Linked DNA regions of Homo sapiens: region 1 is linked to region 2. A link is an interaction called in ENCODE POLR2A ChIA-PET data of the cell type or tissue named here. Cell type or tissue: CD4-positive, alpha-beta T cell. All regions are shown on one strand. Each heading gives the region's core, and the rest is flanking DNA. Links, peaks and the distances in the headings are about the cores only. Region 1 has its middle 27 kb from the start of S1PR1. Region 2 overlaps SLC30A7 (solute carrier family 30 member 7).

Region 1 (10,024 bases), core at 1,136-9,135, 320 kb after region 2:
ACTTGTTACAGAAGCATGGCTGGTGCCTTAAGGAACTCATTGTTTATTAGCTTTATGGTTCTCTGACTATCCAGGTGACTGGACTGCACCCAGGTGTTGGCGGCCCTGGAACTTGTCTGTCTGTCTGTTGATTTGGAATTGACAGTGGTTGCAGACCTTTAAGTCAAACCTTTCCTCTTGATCCCAATGTGCCCTTCGCTTTCTCTAAAAGGTTCTCCCTTCCTCTTATTTTTCCTTATCCTCTTCTCCATCTTTGCTGTCAGATCTCTCTCTCTCTTTCTTTATCCTGCACTTGCAGTTTGCTCCCACACTGGACACACATACAGGCATACGCATACACACGAAAACATACATCATCACCTCCTCTTTGTTCGTATATGTACATTTACAGTCCCCTGTGGCTTTAGCTCTTTTTCCAGGATTTTCTCTTTCATCCATTTATTATATATGTGAATATTGATTCTTTACTATGATGATAATCATTGCTGTAATTTATTGAACACCTGTTATATACTAGTGATGAGAAAGGTCCTTTTATATTGCCTCTTTCATTTAATCCTTAGAATCACCATTGTGTGTAGCAAGAAACCGAGGCTCAAGGAAGTTTTTAAAAACTGTGTTCAAGGATACAGAACTAGTAATTGGCAGAACAGGGACTTGAATCTAGGTTTCATTGGCCCTAAAGACCATTCCACAAAAGAAAATCATTATGAACAGAAATGTAGGTTTTTGAGTAAAGATTTTATGTAAATTGAATTATCCTATAATAACCTTGAACATGAAATTCAAAACTTAGTTTATGATGACTGGTCTAAAAGCTATCACTTTGAAGGGAAGAATGGGGAACTCCTTTTCAGAGATGATTAATGCTTGATGCAATTCTATTAGAAGTGCTGACTAATGGTCTGATGACTACTTATTTTGATCTTGGTGTTGGTAAAGAGAACTTTACATGCCAGGAAATGGAAAAAAAAATACAGATTTTAACCACTTAAAATTGCTAACAGTGAAGGTCTCCATATTATTTTGGTTCCAGCTTCTTTTTTTTCCCCCTAGGCTAATTTCACCACTTCCTCCTCCATTCTTGAGTTTTAAAAATGTCTTTTGAGAGACAGAGTCTTGCTGTGTTGGCTAGGCAGGTCTCAAACTCCTGGCTCCAGTGATCCTCCAGCATCAGCCTCCCAAAGCACTGGGATTACAGGCATGAGCTATGCCTGGCCTCTGTTTTGTTCTTGCAGGCTAAATTATTTTCCCCTGTTCTGTTTAGATTATTCTTAATTTAAAATATCATATTTAATTTTCCATTTTAAAGCATCTGCTACCATCTATCCTTATTTTCTCCCTTTTCTTGTTCATATTTTTTCTCTGTCTCTGGCTTTGTTTTGTGCATTCTTGCTCATAGTGCTCTGCCCCATTAGGTTACCGAAAATAAAATGTACTGGAATTCTAATCTCTAAAATCCTGGCCATCACAACTAGGATTCTTTGGAGTTTGCTTTCAACTTCTGTGCAAGGATGGACAATTCATTCATCAGTCACAGTTGTGCCATTGTGGCATTTGGAGGTGGTGTACAGAGCCCTGCTGTTTTTTTTTTATTCTCTGAGGTTTTGCTAAATGATAATGGGTGGGTCAAGGAAAAACCTGATTAAGCACTCACTAAAGAAAAAAAAATGTGAGTGACTGAGTGTGTGGGCATGAACATGTATGTGTGTTTTCCTGTGTGTGTATGGTGGGGGGTATCTTCGAGAATGTAGAGAGATGAATTCTCCCTAAAGAATGTATAGGTATTTGATATGAAGTACTCCTCAGCATCCTCTGGAATCAAAGTGAACTTTCTCTCAGATTAAAATGATGATTCAGAGTGGTTATGGGGCTGGCATTTTAAGAATTAGAGAGGAGAAAGGAATAAAAGAAGGAGTGTCTTCAAAGAATTATATAAACTAAACTAAAGCTTATTTAATCTCTTTCATCTCACACTGACATATCCTTCTTCCTTGTGATTTCCTTGATTGGTTTGTCTCTAAGGGAAAATGAAGAGGATTCTTTTAGAGCTTCCTATCTCATAATAAAGAAAGATTTCACAGGTTCCTGTTTCAGAGGATGGGGATACATCCTTTTATCTTAAAAGAGAACAATGTTAGTTCCTAGAGTTTCTATCATTTTGAAATAGAGTTTTTTTTTTTTTTTTTTTTTTTTTTTTTGCCCTTGTGCTGCTGTGACTTTCAGGAAACTTTTCACTGGTGATATCAGAGGCACTTTGAAGAAATGATCCTTGCTAATCCATTTGATTAGTGTGCAATACTGCAGCTATTGATGGGCATAAGGTATTAATAATAATCAATTTCTATATGTCATATTTATTAACTGTTAAATTTTAAGAAATTGTTTGTATAAACATAGGGATATCCTTGACTCACATAGCCTCTGTATCTCTGTACATGTCATTTGACTCATGGGTCCCATGAAGAACAACGTGTGCAGGTGATCCTTAAGCGTTTAAAGCAATCACGATATCAGCCTGAGGTGACAGGCGGTGGTGCACAGATCTCAGATGGTGGCTGAGACTATTCACTCTCAAGATCCACCAAGCAGAAAAGTGAGATGTCCAGGCAAATCTGCTTCTGGTCCTTTCCCCAAGTATTCTGCTTTATACTCTTTGGAAGAAATACCATTTCCCCCTGCCACAGTTGCCTAGAAAAAGAAAAAAAAAGAGAAAAGGAAAAAGAATGCAGTGAATATGCCGACCTTTGTAGACAAAGAAGCGGTCACCAACCCACTTGGAAAAGGACGTGCATTCTGAGTCATTTTTCTAGTTGTGATCAAGGCCTAGCTTTAACCATTGTGCCTCCCATTCCTGAGGTCCAGCCCTGCCCTTGGTCAATAATGGCCCTTTGGATTAAAATAGAGGAAAATCAACTAACTGGTGGAGGTAATTGGATCCAAATAACTGCAGGGAAAATCAGTAATCAGGAACAGGGATGCGGAGCAGATAAAAAAGCTAGGAAATAAAAGACAACAATTTAGTTTCTGATTGAGTCTTCTTGTACTTTTACTTTTTTTTCTTTTTAATTCAAATTAGGGTCTTATTTTAAGAGTTTAAGTAGCTTTCAGAAAGAAAAGTTTAGAATTATTAAAAAAAAGTTTAGAATTAAAAAGAGTATTCTTTTCCTGTTACGTAAAACAAGCGTAACTAGTTGTTCAGGAAAATACTCCCTAGGAAACTATGGCGAAATAGCACAATATCCAAAAGATCAGCCAATAGGGTAGTCAGAAAGCCTCCTTGACGAATCAGGAAACATGATAATAGTGGGTTTCTGTCCCTTTTTTGTTCACCTGGATTACTCTTTTTAAAACATCACCTTTAGGGATGTGTTGCCAGCCCTCTTCCTTCAGCTGTGATCTCCAAAGGAAACAGGGAGGTTTAATAGGAACTGTGGGATGCCAACATTCAGATCATTTTCAACTTCAAGAGAGGGAAATCAGGACAAAGATTTCCAACAATTTTAACAATATGCCTGTTATTGTCAGCAGGCTTAAAAACGAATCATATGGTTTTCAGAGTTTAGCAGGCAGGCTAACTCCCTAAGAAGAAACTCAGTTTATAGAAGACAAAGGGTAGGGTTAAAAAAAAAAAGCAGTTATTCGGTTGTCGGGTAACTTCCTGATTGGAATAAGATAGACAAGTTGTGAAAACATACTTGGTTCCTCTGAGCACACTTTTACAATCTCTCTTGGGCTCAGACTTGATAAGAGAGAAAAGGTGAAGTTTTATTTCTTGTACACAGAGACGTTGTAGAGTGGAAAACGAGACCATTAAGAGTGTGGAGGAGGCATTTATTGCCTTCTTTCTGACAGCAAGCAGTCACAGGATGGAACTGCTTCTGGCATTCAAGCAGTTAAGAGACTTCTGAGGTCAAAGCCACAAACCCTGAAGTAATGGGAAGCCATGCATATGCTCTCTGAAGCCCGGGAGCTTCTTTTAGAAGAGAACAGGAATTAGATTAAGCTAATGTTGCTGAACACATGAAATTTGTTGTTAGCAAATTACGGAGCTCAGGAAATTATCAGCTTCTACAGGGCATTCCAAACTTAGCCCCAAAACCATGGCAAGTGTTAAAGAGCAGAGAAAAGCTTCAGTCAGGCTAGAGCAAAGAACTCCCAAACCTCATGTCTGATACAATTATAGGCTGCAAATGGGGAGGAGGAACCATGGAATCTGCATGTAAATGGCAAAGTCTACCAGCAACCTGATATTGGCTCTAAAATTAACTTTTATTTACATAAGCAATGCATATAGAAAAATGAATAACTACTGCTAAAATCTAAAAAATGTAACCTTCATTTTCAATATCCAGAGTTAACATTATAACTGGCACATAATAATCACTTAAGAGATGTTAGCCATTTAAAAGTGTATATTTGTATATATATGTATATCTGTTTTTGTTTGTTTGTTTGTTTGTTTTGAGACAGAATCTCGATCTGTTGCCAGGCTGGAGTGCAGTGGTGTGATCTCAGCTCACTGAAACCTCCGCCTCCCAGGTTCAAGCGATTCTCCTGCCTCAGCCTCCCAAGTAGCTGGGACTACAGGTGTGCGCCACCACACCCAGCTAATTTTTGTATTTTTAGTAGAGAGAGGTTTCACCATGTTGGCCAGGATGTTCTTGATCTCCTGACCTCAAGTGATCCACTCACCTTGGCCTCCCAAAGTGCTGGGATTACAGGTGTGGGCCACCGTGCCAGGCCCTCTTTTGTTTTTTTTTTTTTGAGAGGCAGGGTCTCTCTCTGTTGCCCAGGCTGGAGTGTGGTGGCACAATCATAGCTCATAGCAATCTTGAACTCCTGGGTTCAAATGATCTTCCTGCCTCAGTCTCCTGAGTAGCTGGGGCTACAGGTGCATGCCACCAAGACTGAATACTTTTTAAATTTTTTGTAGAGAAGGGATCTTGCTATGTTACCCAGGCTGGTCACAAACTCCTAGCCTCAAGCTATCCTCCCCCCTCAGCCTCCTAAAGTGTTGGGATTACAGGTGTAAACCACCACACCCAGCCTATATCCACTTAAAAAATCTACTTTCCTTGCTGAGCAATATATTGGGAATATTTTTTCATGTCAAGAAATGTATCTTGTGTCTGGGTACTGTGGTTCACACCTATAATCCCAGCACTTTAGGAGGCCAATGCAAGAGAATTACTTGAGGCCAGGGGTTCAATACCAGCCTGGGCAACACAGTAAGATCGTGTCTCTAATTAAAAAAAAAAAGATAAAAAAGAAAAAAATTAGCCTGAATGGTAGTCCCAGGTACATAGGAGGCTGAGGCAGGAGGCTGTCTTGAGCGTAGGAAGCCTAGGCTGCAGTAAGCCATGTTCACACCATTGTACTCCAGCCTGGGTGACAGAGCAAGACCCTTTCTCAAGAAACAAACAGAAAACAAAAAAGAAATATATTTTGCTTTATTTTCTTTGTTTTACCACTAATATCTGTATGCTTTTATGACATAAGACAGAATATTGACTATCTTTGCTCTATCTGTAAATCAACAGACCTCATCTATAAATTCAGTGAAATCTCCTCTAGTGGGGAAGGAGATCATAAAAACAACAGAGCCTTAAAGGGCAAACAAAATATTGCAGAGATTGAATGTGCATGTATTTATAGGAATATATGCACAGATATGAATGAAAGAAATGACCATCCATTTTGAGCCTAGAAAAGGGAGATGAGCCCCTCCCTTCCTTACCATACACCCTGCCCCCTCTCTCCAGATGCGCTCTTGCTGGATGGGTCATTCCAGGATTTCCTGATTATAATGAGGAAGCACAGCTGATCACGCCAGTAAGTTCAGATTGAGATCTCATCACCTTTTGACCTTCAGCCCCACCCTTTGTTTACCAGTCTGAAAGCTGGCACACATGACTGTAAATGGAAGTAAAAAGAAAGAAGGCAAAAAACTGAAGTGACATGTGCCAAGTGGCTGTCAGCTCTTCAGAGCCACACCTTGTTTCTCTCTTCCTGTGTAATGATGAGAACCAGAGCCTTGAGCCATCATAGTTTAGGATGGAGACAGATCTGCAATGCATAAAACAGAGCCTACCCAAGACTACTATATTTCTTTGAGAAAATAAAAGGCATCAGTTGGGAATTTCTTCATTCTCCACCATCAAATCAACAATCTTGCCTGCATCTCTCCCCATCTTCTTTTGTCATAGTTTTGTGCTTACCAAAGGCTATCCTCTCCAATTCTGTCCTGGGACTGAGTTGTTCTATCAACCAAATATTGTCCCTATTTCTTCTCTTATTTTTTCTCCACCATCATTCGTCTCTTTCCCCAACTACAAACACACTCTAATAGATACCAAATTAAGAAGCAAGCATAAATAAACAAAAAGACCTAGAATCCTCTGTAAACCCTTATTTCCCTTCAGCTACCACCTCCCCCCATTTTTATGTTCCCTTGTACAGTAAAACTAAAAAAGTTGTATAAATATGTATGCTGTCTTCACTGCCTGAACTCCATTTCATCCTTCAACACACTGTAATCTGGCTTCTGTGTATTGCATTTGCTAAAATAATTTTTGCTCAAAATTACCAGTGGACTTCATATTGACAAAACAATGGACATGTTTTTTGTCTTTTATTTGTTAGCCCTTCAGTATTATTCCACTTGGTAGATAATTCTATCTTTTCTGACTTCAGTTACACTTTGTTCTCCTGGATTTTCTCCTAGCATGCTGATTGCTCTTTCTCCATCTCTTTTTGCCAGCTGTCCTCTAACTGACTTCTACTGGTTTGGTTTGATTTAGGGCTAGGTTCTGGATGCTCTTCTCTTTACTCTCCATATTTTCTCCCTAATGATCTCATCCGTATTCATGGCATGAGTTAGTGTCTATATGCTGCTGATTCCTGTTATGGAGATTGTGGTACACCACCCAGAGACTCCCTCTAAGACTAAGGCATTCATTTTCCCAACTGTTGAGAGTATTGACTGTTGGCAGCTCACAAGGATTCCCTCCTTGAGCATTGTCCTCGGTTTAAGATTATATATCCCTTTTTCTTTTTCTACTTCTCTCTTTCTTTCCTTTTTTTTTTTTTTTTAAACAGGGTCTCACTCTTTTTTAGACAGGGTCACCCAGGCTGGAGTGCAGCGGTGCCATCTCAGCTCTGTGCAAACTCTGCCTCCAGGGTTCGACTGATTCTGGTGCCTCAGCCTTTTGAGTAGCTGGGACTACAGGCATGTGTCACCATGCCCAGATTATTTTTGTATTTTTAGTAGAGATGGGGTTTCACCATGTTGGCCAGGCTGGTCTCGAACTCCTGGCCTTAAATGATCTCTGCTCTCTTCAGCCTCCTGATGTTCTGGGATTACAGGCATGAGCCACGGCAACCGGCTTTATATCCCTTTTTGATGGGCAGCCTGCATTCAATGCTGGTTGAAGCAAGAGTACAAACTCTGGTACAAAGAGTACAAGAGTTCAGGACAACTCTGAAGGGTCATGCCAGTTCCAGAGCTCCCTGGATTTGCTGAGGACTCTGTTACAACTGCATCACACTTCAACTTCTCCCTCCGCCCAATCATGCTTTTTTACTCTCTTACAGACATTGTTTCTAAGGACATTCCTGTAGTAGATACTGTGATCCATTGCCCAAATGTCCCTTCAGGAACAAGGAGTTAATAGCTATGGTGCTGGGAATCTTGGGCAAACATATTCAGAGATAAGGCCTCTTCAGGGCAGCTAACACCTAATGACTGATCCAGTAGGGGTACAAAGGCACCACTCTCTCACCTCAACTTGGGATAGCACTGAAGGATCATCTTAATTCAGAAGTCCCTGCCCCAAAAAAAGGACACATTGTCTAATTTGATTCATCTCCAGAGACACAGTGTCATCATGGTCCTCCTTCTGCCCCCGTGAGATTGGAGTTTGATGAGGCCAGGTAACAAATAAATGCCTGTGTAAATTCTAGCTACGGTGGGTCCATAGACACCCCCAGTGATCCTTTCTCAAATCTCTAAGTGCATAACTAGGATTGACATACTGGCAGTCAGAGGAACCCCACTTTGTATCATTGACCTGTGGGGAAGGCCATATCATAGTGGAGAAGGCCAAGTGGAAACCTCTTGAAACCGTCCATACACCCCTTCCCCCAGCCAAGGCAGCAAATGGAGAAAAATTGCACCCTGGAGTAGAGGAATAGCAGAGATTAATGCTACTATTAAAGATCTAAAAATGCAGGGATGGTGGTCACTACTCACTCTCATATCCTCATTTAGCAGCACCAGTCTGGATCCTGCAGAAACTGGGTGATTCTGGAGAATAACAGCAGAAAACCACAGCTCAAACAAGTGATAGCCCCAGTTGTAGCTACTGTGCTGGATGTGGTTTTATTGCTAGATAAATGAGATAAAATAGGTTAATGAGATTTCAGGTACGTGGTGTGTGGTCATTGATTTGGGAAATGGATTCTTTTCTATTCCAATTAGAAAGAAGATTAGAGATAATTTGCATTCATGTGATGTGAGTAATATTCAACTGCAGCTTTGATCCAGGGCTATGCTGACCCTCTTCCTTTTACCACAATATAATCTGAAGATATTTGGATCTTCTTGAAATTTCGCTACAAGTCATATTGATTCATTCCATCAATGACATTATGCCGACTGGATAATACTCTAGAAGACTTCATAAGACACTTGCAAGATAAACACTATGAAGATTTATTGACCTCTCACTTTGATGTAGTTTGTATGGATCTAGTAGTCTGGGGAACATTGGACTATCCCCTTCAAATTAAGAGGCACATCTTGCATCCCTTATCACAAAGAAGGAAGCTCAGTGTGTGACAGGCATCTTTCATTTGTGGGTGTATAAGATAACACACTATACACCTAGAAGTACCACTAGCTTTGAGTGAGGCCCAGAGCAGGAAAAAGCTGTCCACTAAAGCAAGGCTGTGGTGCAAGCAGTTCTGTCATTCGGGCCCATGACTGACCCCAAATTTGCTGGAAATGTCAGAGGTGGGACTTACCAAATCACAAATTAGAGCAGGCCCAGCTGCTGTTCATCATAATAGTTTTTCCGAGGTTAAGCCCAAGTATGACCAGAGGGCATGAGTATACAGTACATCACTCTCCGTAGTTGCACAAGTGTTTATTTCCCAGCTTACACCTATGGCCACATAAGGGGTCTCATACGACCAGCTGATAGAGGAGGAAAAAGCATGATCTTGGTTTGTCAATGATTGGTCTCAGTATGTGTGTGCAAGCTGACTATAAACAGTGACTGTATTATAGGTACAATCCGAGTTGGCCTTGAAAGTGGAGAGTGAAATTTCCAATGGGCAGACCTGTTGTAAGTATACTGAGTCATCCACTTTTTGTGAAAGAAGTCGCCTGAAACAAAAATATATGAAAAATCCTAGATAGTGGAAAATGGCCTAACTGTCTGTTAAGGGGGCTGGAAGGAAAAGGACTAGAAGACTGAAGACAAGGAAGTCTCAGGTAGATATATGGAGGCAGAGGAAATATGAAAGTGGGCATAAAGTGTAAAGATTTTTGTATCACACGTTAACCCTCACTTGCACACATCCACCAGCAAAGAGGCACTGAGCAACCAATTATTTAACATTATTTGGACAGTTGATGTTAGCTAGTCTTTGTCATTGGCCACCCTGCAACCAGCACAAGAAATGCTATAGTGGCAGATATGGAAGCTACGTATAGGTCAACAGCATGGACTTTTTACCAGGTTCGATATAGCTATTGCCTCTTTTGAATATTCAAACTTTCAGTGGCGTAGACCAATGTGCCTACCACTAATATGGCAATATATGGCACTGATCCTCCAGGAAGACAACCCGTAACTTGGTGGCAAGTCAGCTACTTTGGGCCCCTTCTATCCAAGTAGTTGATTTGCCACCAAATCAACTATTAAATTCTGGAACGGTCAGAATTTCATTCTCACAGAGATAAATACTGGTTCCAGGAATGCAAAATCTCAGCTAGTACCACTCTCTAGGGGGCTTA
Region 2 (10,024 bases), core at 662-8,661:
AATTGTGGGTGTTCTTTATATATTCTGGATATTAACTCTTTATCAGATGTATAATATGCAGATATTTTCTCTTTTTCCATGATTTGCCTTAATTTTCATGTTTTTTCTTTTGTTTCCTAAGCTTTTGGTGTCATATCTGAGAAATCAACCAAACCAATGTCATGAAGCTTTCTCCTATGTTTTCTTCTAAGAGTTTTATAGTTTTAGGTCTTACATTTTATTCTGAGTTAATTTTTATATATGGTGTGAGGTAAGGGTCCAGCTTCCTTCTTTTGCATGTAAAAATCCAGTTTTCCCATCACCAGTTATTGAGAAGTCTGTCCTTTCCCCATTGAATTGCCTTGGCATCTATGTTGAAAACCATTTAACCATGTATGTCAGAGTTTATTTCTGGGCTGTCTGTTCTATCCCAGTGGTCTATATGTCTGTTTTTATGTCAGTGCCACACTGTTTTTATTGCTTTGTAGTAACTTGAAATTAGGAAGTGTGAGACCTGCAACCTTGTTCTTTTTCAAGATTGTTTTGACTATTATGGGTTTCTTGAGATCCCATAGGAATTTTAAGATAGATTTTTCTATTTCTAGAAAAAAATGTCACTGGGATTTTGATAGGTAGCTAATGTCTACCTTTTGAATACCTCTTATAAAATTCATCTCAAGGGGCATCTCCTTTGTGAAGCCTGTTGTAAACTACTATATAGAATTAACTGTTTTTTTATTTTGTCCCCTAAGCATTTCTAACATCTATCACACTTCGTTAAACTTACTTGTTTCTTTTTACTAGACTGAAGAATTGCCATGTGTATTAGTTTTCTGTTGCTGCATAACACATTGCCACAATTTTTCCAGCTTAAAACAATGCTCATTTATTATCTCACAGTTTCTGTGATCAAGAGTCTGGGCACAGCTTAGTTGTCTCCTCTGTTCAGGGTCTCACAGGACTGCAACTGAAGTGTTGGTTGGGGCCATAGTTTCATCTGAGGCTCAGGACCATCTTGCAAGCTTATATGGCTGTTGGCAGAATTTGTTTCATTATAGCTGTGTAACACATAGCAGCTTACCTTTCCAAGGTCAGCAAGAGAGCATCTGATCTCAGGGAGAGCTCCAGTCTATCTGTTAAGGGCTTTGCATCTGATTAAATCAGGCTTACCTGGAATAATGTCTCTGTCTCTCAATTTCAGCTTTTATTTTAGATAGAAGGGGTACATGTGCAGGATTGTTACATGGGTATATTGCACCCAGGTAGAGAGAGTATAGTACCCAATAGGTAGTTTTTCAGCCCATCCCCCACTCCCTCCTCTCTCTAGTAGTCTGCAGAGTCTGTTGTTCCCATGTTTATGGCCATGTGTAAATCAATAGATAATTCCTTAACATGATAAATTACATGCATCACAGCCCTAAAGTCTAAATCCCTTTCTTAAGGTGTAACACTAGAGGCATTACTACCAAAATAGGGAACTAGACAAGGATTCTCTCTGTTGCCTCTGCTATTTAACATAGTATTAGTGATCATTAGCCAGTAACATTAAACAAGAGAAAGTATTTGAGACTTAGAAATTGGAGCAATGGTTTTTTTAATGCCAAGTGTATAATTATATGTCTGTAAAGCCCGTGAAAGTTGATGGGAAAACTATGACAGACAATTTAGCAAAGTTACAGATATAAGATTGATATGCAAAAATCAATGTTCTTTATATATATAAACAAATTCCAACTGAATGATGTAATTAAAGAGAAGACACCTCTTCAGTAGCAACAACAAAGATAACGTAGAGGTTAAATGAGTAAAATTTACACAAGGAATTTAAACCCTTTAAAAAACACAGAAGTCGACTCGAACAGAGCCTTTTTTGTCAACTATGACATTTTTGAAGAATCAGCTGGCCGGGCGCGGTGGCTCTCGCCTGTAATCCCAGCACTTTGGGAGGCCAGGGTGGGCAGATCACGAGGTCAGGAGATCGAGACCAACCTGGCTAACACAGTGAAACCCTGTCTCTACTTAAAAAAAAAAAAAAAAATACAAAAAATTAGCTGGGCATGGTGGTGGGCACCTGTAGTCCCAGCTACTTGAGAGGCTGAGGCAGGAGAATGGCATGAACCCAGGAGGTGGAGCTTGCAGTGAGCTGAGATCGTGCCACTGCACTCCAGCCTGGGCAACAGAGTGAGACTCCGTCTAAAAAAAAAAAAAACAGCAACATGTCAATGCTTTTTGTGTTTATTTATAAAAGTTTTAAAATATTCAAATAAAAATACCAGTAGGTCCTTTTATTCTGAGGAGGAAGTAGTAAAAATTGATTTTAAAGTTTATAAGGAAAAAACAAACAGGAGGAATAGCCAAGTAAATCCTGGAAAAGAAGATGTAAAATATAAAGCCTTTGTAATGAACATAATGAGATACCTGAAAGAGCAAGAAGACTAATGGAGCAGATTAGGAGGTCCAGAGATGGGTTTATATATATATAGTGGCTTACTAATGATAAAGACAGCACCTCAAATCAGTGGAAAAAAGATGGCTTCCCTAAAAACTGGATAGCCATTTGGAAAAAGATAAATTTAGAGCTCTATGTTATACTATATACCCGGAAACATTTCAAATGGGTTAGTGTTTTAAAAGTAAAACATGAAACCATGCTAGTATTAAAAGAAGGCATGGCTGAAATATTTACGGTAGCATGAGAATATTAAGGGGTAGCTGTGGCTCAAAACTAGAAAATCAGTAAGAGAAAAGATTAATGAATTAAGCTACATTTTTAAAAAGAAGAATTTTGGCATAAGAAGAAAGCATCATAAGGAAAGTCACAAGACACAATAAATTAGAGTAAGTATTGGCCACTTAGATCATGAAGGACTAACATTTCTAATATAAAGAGAGCTTCTAAAAATAAAAATGTAATTTAATTAAGAGACTAACTTCCTGATAGAAAACTGGGTAAAAGTATAAGTTTATTTAAGTTACAGGAAAAGAAATACAAATTTAATGTGATTAATTAATTTATTTTTAAAGACACATTCAGTGTCATGATCGGACTATAACATTTAGCAATCAACAGCATGGATGCAAAAAATAAAATCTTATATTAAAACCCTTCAGTGGACTGTTTTACACTTTCCACAGAACATAAACTAAGATAACCTGTTATTAATTGTTACATAATTAATCACAAATATAGTTTTCATGTTTTTTGCCCATATACACAAATACTGTCTAAAACATGTCTTCTTTGTAGCAGCTAGGCCCTGCCACCACTGTGCTTGGCTGAATTCACAAATCCGTTGTAACCTGTAGTTTCCCTGTCACTTCTCTGGCTCTTCTCTCCTGCTAAACTTTATTTCCTAGCAGTAATTAAAATCTGCTACTGCCATAGCTTCTGCAGCTATTGGAACTGCCACAGCCACCTTGGTTTCATAGTTTAGAAAAGAATTTGCCTCCACCACCATAGGGGCCAGATCTTCTGCCACCAAAGTTTCCTTCCTTCATGGGTTCAGAATTTGAAGACTGTTGTAATTGCCAAGATCATTGTAGCTTTCAGCACCTCCAAATTTGCTTCCATTATTACAAAATCCATTTTAACCATCCCACTGCCACCATATCCACCACCACCAGAGCTACCACCAAAGCCACCATGACCACTAAAGTTTCCACCACAACCAAAATTGCCATTCCCACCAAAACCACCTCCACAACCACCACCAAAGTTTCCAGAAGCACTTCACCCTTTTCGGCTAGATGAAGCACTAGGCATCTCTTGATTTGACACAGCTTCCCTAATTTCACAATTGTGGCCATTCACAGTATGGTATTTCAGAATGACAGTCTTATCCACAGTCATGCTTACAAAGGCAAAGCCTTTTTTCTTGCCATTGCCTTGGTCAGTCATGATTTCAATCACTTCAGTTTTTCCATACTGTTTAAAATAATCTCTTAGGTGATGTTCTTCAGTATACTCTTTAATGCCAGCAACAAATATCTTTTTCACAGTTAAGTGGGCACTGGTCTCTGAGAGTCTTCTCTTGAGACAGCTCTCTTTGGTTCCACAACTCTTCCATCCACCTTGTGTAGCTTTGCATTCATGACTGCATCTACCTCCTCCACAGTGGCATACGTGACAAACCCAAAGCCCCTGGAGTGGCATACGTGACAAACCCAAGGCCCCTGGAGTGCCTGGTGTTTGGATCTCCCATTACCACACACTCTGTGAGTGTTCCCCATTGCTCGGAATGGCTCCTCAGATCTTCCTCAGCTTTGTTTCAAAGCCAACCCTCCAATGAAAATGAAGAGCTTCCACAGCCATTCGGGCTCTTTAGAAAACTGACTGCGACGTGACGGCAGTGGGAAGAGAGATTTTAACAATGCCTCCTTGACGGCATCCTCTGGCAGGAAGCACAAACAACTTTTAGAAGAGTAGTTTAGCTCAACGTATAAGGAAGAAATAGAAATTAAAACTGCATTGAGACACCACTTCTTACCCATCAGTAGATAAATGTCCAAAGGTTTGCATAATCTTTTGGCAAGGCTATGGGTAAAATAGGTACTCTCATACTTTGCTGATAGGAATGAGAATAGTATTAACTCAGAGGAATTGGGCAATGTCTAGCAAAATTAAATATGCATATACCTTTAATTAAGCAATCACACTTTTGGGAATATATCCCAAAGGCAAATTTGCAAAAAATATAAAAGAACATATCTGTAAAGTCATTCTTTGTGCCTTTATTTGTAATAGCAAAAGATTGGAAAGAACACAAATGGCCATCTCTATGGAAAAAACACTCAAAGTGCTTTTTCTGTTCTCTCACCCAGCAACAATCAACACAGTAGACTTCTGTGAAATGTGTGGGGTTTTTTCCCCAGACACCAAGCAAGTGTTAACCTGAAATAATCGAAAGAATCAGAGTCTAGCTTTATTCAAGTGAAAAGCTGAGAATGGCCATCTGGGAAACACAAACTCCAGAGAAATGGAGTCTGTGCTCCCAAATTAAAAGTTAAGTTCTTGCTTATACAGGCAGAAAACAAATGTATTAGGGTTATAGCATTTTCTATGCAAGGCTGGTTTATGAGTTATAACAATCTAATGAGTTACAGCTTGCTTTCATTTCCTTTTCAATTTAAAAGAGTGTTTTTAACATTTCATCTTAGACATGATAGTCTGTGTATGAAAAAAGTAAAAGGGCAGTTAATCTACAGTGAAGAGAGAATGGGGCTGCCTAGGTGCCCTTTAATCATTTACAACATTTTATAAAACTATGTGGGTAAGAGAGAAGGCAAATCTAATCAGAGAAACAGTGGTTACAGTTCCCTGTTACGTGACTGAGGTCCTATAATCACATTCCTTTAAGGCTCAAAATGTTTTGAAGTTCCAACAGCTTAGATTTTGAATTACTTATTTTCACACAATCAGTTCTCCAGCAGACAGTAGCTGAGTATCCTCTAATTCAGTTCAATTCTGACACTGCCTGGAGACAGTGTGAGATCTCACAGGTTGAGGGATCCCACTTCTGATGCCATTTGCAAACCCCAGGTTAGTTTGCCTGTGCTTCTGACTGACCGGCTATAAACTGGGGATCCCACAACCCCCTCCTTGGATTCGATTAATTTACTAAAGCAGCTCACAGAACTCAGGGAAGCATGTTTACTAGCGTATTATAAAGGACATAACAAAGGATACAGAGGAAGAGATGCATGGGGTGAGGTATGGGGGAAGGATAGAGCTTCCATGTCATTTCTAGGTGAGCCACACTCCAGGAAACTTCATGTCTTCAGCTATCTGGAAGCTTCCCAAACCCTGTCCTTTTGGGTTTTTATGGAGGCTTCATTACATAGGCATGATTGATTAATTGGCCATTGGTGATCAACTTAACCTTCAGCCGCTCTCCCTATCTGGATCTTTCTAATCATGCCTTGATCTTTCTGCATGACCAGCCCACATCCTGAAGCTACCTACAGGCTGCCAGCCATCAGTCAACTCATTAGAAAGACATCACTTTAGAGAGTCCAAGGATTTTAAGAGCTGTATATCAGGAAATGGGTCAAAGACCAAATATGTATTTTGTAATATTACATCATCAGTAAAGCAGTTCTGTGCAACCTTAAAAAGGAGAATAAAGATGATCTTTATGTGGTAATGTGGTATGATTTTCAAGAATATTATTAAGAAAACAAGATAGCACTTAATATGTAGCACATGATATATAGGTTTATAGCATAAACTATATAAAAGCACTGCTACCTTTTATATAAGAAGAAGAGACATGCATATAATCTAAATGTTTTCATATAATTTTGAAAAGAAACACTGGAAGAATAAATCAAAAGCAAATATAGTTACCTTTTCGGCAGAGGAAAGGGATTAGAAGTGAGACTTTGAATTTTCATTTTATTTTATTTATATATTTTTTCGAGACAGGGTCTGGCTCTGTCACCCAGGCTAGAGTGAGGGCAGTGGCACAGTCTCTGCAGCATCTGCCTCCTGGCCTCAAGCCATCCTCCTACTTCAGCCTCCCAAGTAGCTAGGACTACAGGTGCACACCACCACGCCTGGCTAATTTTTGTAGAGATGGGGTTTTGCCATGTTGTCCAGGCTGGTCTCAAACTCCTGGACTCAAGAAATCCACCCTCCTCAGTCTCCCAAAGTGCTGGGATTATAGGTGTGAGACACCATACCCAGACAGAATATGTTTTTAAAATATTTTTGACTTTGGAATCATCCACATATTTAGCCCTTCAAAGAAAAGTAAGTCAAAAACGTGAAAAGCATATTGAGATTTTTTAACTTACTAGCTGCAAAAAGAAAAAAAAATTGGCTCCTTTTGGTTCTTTAGTTTTTTTATTTATTTATTTTTTATTTTGTTATACTTTAAGTTCTAGGGTACATGTGCACAATTTGCAGGTTTGTTAAATAGGTATGCATGTGCCATGTTGGTTTGCTGCACCCATCAACTCCTCATTTACATTAGGTATTTCTCCTAATGCTATCCCTCCCCCCACCCCCTACTCCCCGGTGTATATGTGCCACAATTTCTTAATACAGTCTATCATTGATGGACATTTGGGTTGGTTCCAAGTCTGCTATTGTGAATAGTGCCACAATAAACATACGTGTGCATGTGTCTTTATAGTAGCATGATTTATAATCCTTTGTGGGATCACTGGGTCAAGTGGTATTTCTAGTTCTAGATCCTTGAGGAATCGCCACAGTCTTCCACAATGGTTGAACTAATTTACACTCCCACCAACAGTGTAAAAGCGTTCCTATTTCTCCACAACCTCTCCAACATCTGTTGTTTCCTGACTTTTTAATGATCGCCATTCTAACTGGCATGAGATGGTATCTCATTGTGGTTGTGATTTGCATTTCTCTGATGGCCAGTGATGATGAGCATTTTTTCATGTGTCCGTTGGCTGCATAAATGTCTTCTTTTGAGAAATGTCTGTTCATATCCTTCTCCCACTTTTTGATGGGGTTGTTTTTTTCTTGTAAATTTGTTTTAAGTTCTTTGTAGATTCTGGATATTAGCCCTTTGTCAGATGGGTAGATTGCAAAAATTTTCTCCCATTCTGTAGGTTGCCTGTTCACTCTGACGGTAGTTTCTTTTGCTGTGCAGAAGCTCTTTAGTTTAATTAGATCTCATTTGTCTCTTTTGGCTTTTGTTGCCATTGCTTTTGGTGTTTTAGTCATGAAGTCCTTGCCCATGCTTATGTCCTGAATGGTATTGCCTAGGTTTTCTTCTAGGGGTTTTATGGTTTTAGGTCTAACATTTAAGTCTTTAATCCATCTTGAATTAATTTTTGTATAAGGTGTAAGGAAAGGATCCAGTTTCAGCTTTCTACATATGGCTAGCCAGTTTTCCCAGCACCATTTATTAAATAGGGAATCCTTTCCCCATTTCTTGTTTTTTTCAGGTTTGTCAAAGATCAGATGGTTGTAGATGTGTGGTATTATTTCTGGGGCCTCTGTTCTGTTCCATTGGTCTATATCTCTGTTTTGGTACCAGTAGCATGCTATTTTGGTTACTGTAGCCTCATAGTATAGTTTGAAGTCAGGTAACGTGATGCCTCCAGCTTTGTTCTTTTTGCTTAGGATTGTCTTGGCAATGCGGGCTCTTTTTTGGTTCCATATGGACTTTCAAGTAGTTTTTTCCAATTCTGTGAAGACAGTCCTTGGTAGCTTGATGGGAATGGTATTGAATCTATAAATTACCTTGGGCAGTATGGCCATTTTCATGATATTGATTCTTCCTATCCACAAGCATGAAATGTTCTTCTATTCATTTGTGTCCTCTTATTTCATTGAGCAGTGGTTTGTAGTTCTCCTTGAAGAGGTCCTTCACATCCCCTGTAAGTTGGATTCCTAGGTATTTTATTCTCTTTGAAGCAATTGTGAATGGAAGTTCACTCATGATTTGGCTCTCTCTTTGTCTGTTATCGGTGTATAGGAATGCTTGTGATTTTTGCACATTGATTTTGTATCCTGAGACTTTGCTGAAGTTGCTTATCAGCTTAAGGAGATTTTGGGCTGAGATGATGGGAGTTTTCTAAATATACATTCATGTCATCTGCAAACAGGGACAATTTGACTTCCTCTTTTCCTAATTGAATACCGTTTCTTTCTTTCTCTTGCCTGATTGCCCTGGCCAGAACTTCCAACACTATGTTGAACAGGAGTGGTGAGAGGGGGTATCCTTGTCTTGTGCCGGTTTTCAAAGGAAATGCTTCCAGTTTTTGCCCATTTAGTATGATATTGGCTGTGGGTTTGTGATAAATAGCTTTTATTATTTTGAGATAGATTCCATCAATCCCTAGTTTGAGAGTTTTTAAGCATTAAGTCCTGTTGAATTTTGTCAAAGGCCTTTTCTGCATCTTTTGAGATAATCATGTGGTTTTTGTAGTTGGTTCAGTTTATGTGATGGATTACGTTTATTGATTTGCATATGTTGAACCAGCCTTGCATCCCAGAGATGAAGCCCACTTGATCATGGTGGATAAGCTTTTTGATGTGCTGCTGGATTTGGTTTGCCAGTATTTTATTGAGGATTTTTGCATCGATGTTCATTAAAGATATTGTTCCAAAATTTTCTTTTTTTTGTAGTGTCTCTGCCGGGCTTTGGTATCTGCATGATGCTGGCCTCATAAAATGAGTTAGGGAGGATGCCCTCTTTTTCTATTGATTGGAATAGTTTCAGAAGGAATGGTACCAGCTCTTCTTTGTACCTCTGGTAGAATTCAGCTGTGAATCTGTCTGGTCCTGGACTTTTTTTGGTTGGTAGGCTGTTAATTATTGCCTCAATTTCAGAGCTTGTTACTGGTCTATTCAGAGATTCAACTTCTTCCTCGTTTAGTCTTGGGAGGGTGTATGTGTCAAGGAATTTATCCATTTCTTCTAGATTTTCTAGTTTATTTGCATAGAGGAATTTCTTGCCTTCTGCTAGCTTTTGTATTTGTTTGCTCTTGGTTTTCTAGTTATTTTAATTGTGATATTAGGGTATTGATTTTAGATCTTTCCAGATTTCTCTTGTGAGCCTTTAGTGCTATAATTTTCCCACTGCACACTGCTTTAAATGTGTCCCAGAGATTCTGGTACATTGTGTCGTTGTTTTCATTGGTTTCTAAGAACATCTTTATTTCTGCCTTCATTTCATTATTTACCCAGTAGTCATTCAGGAACAGGTTGTTCAGTTTCCATGTACTTGTGTGGTTTTGAGTGAGTTTCTTAATCCTGAGTTCTAATTTGATTGCACTGTGATCTGAGAGTTTGTTGTGATTTCTGTTCTTTTACATTTGCTGAGGAGTGCTTTACTTCCAATTATGTGGTCAATTTTAGAATAAGTGTGATGTGGTGCTGAGAAGAATGTATATTCTGTTGATTTGGGGTGGAGAGTTCTGTAGATGTCTGTTAATTTCGCTTAGTGCAGAGTTGAGTTCAAGTCCTGGACATCCTTGTTAACCCTCTGTCTTGTTCTGATATTGAGAGTGGGGTGTTAAAGTCTCCCATTATTATTGTGTTGGAGTCTAAGTCTCTTTGTAGGTC

What was found. Peaks named below come from ENCODE experiments on the same cell type or tissue, not always from the same donor. Only the 100,000 strongest peaks of a DNase experiment are listed, where the experiment ranks them.
Region 1: POLR2A ChIA-PET joins it to region 2 with 5 read pairs; 2 of 35 experiments call an interaction of 5 or more read pairs at or near these places.

Annotation. Positions count from the first base shown.
Region 1 is chr1:101,259,002-101,269,025 of GRCh38, forward strand. No RefSeq gene overlaps it. Among named protein-coding and RNA genes, the nearest start is that of S1PR1, 27 kb to the left of the region's middle. RefSeq lists an enhancer at 358-1,557. In CD4-positive, alpha-beta T cell, for the core only: no CTCF peak of the experiment used is centred there; DNase peaks (open chromatin) are centred at 3,910 and 5,940; H3K4me3 peaks cover 931 bases; H3K27ac peaks cover 3,336 bases.
Region 2 is chr1:100,937,674-100,947,697 of GRCh38, forward strand. The region is part of intron 8 of SLC30A7 (solute carrier family 30 member 7); the gene reads left to right. It also overlaps the pseudogene HNRNPA1P68. Among named protein-coding and RNA genes, the nearest start is that of SLC30A7, 47 kb to the left of the region's middle. In CD4-positive, alpha-beta T cell, for the core only: no CTCF peak of the experiment used is centred there; no DNase peak of the experiment used is centred there; H3K27ac peaks cover 1,003 bases.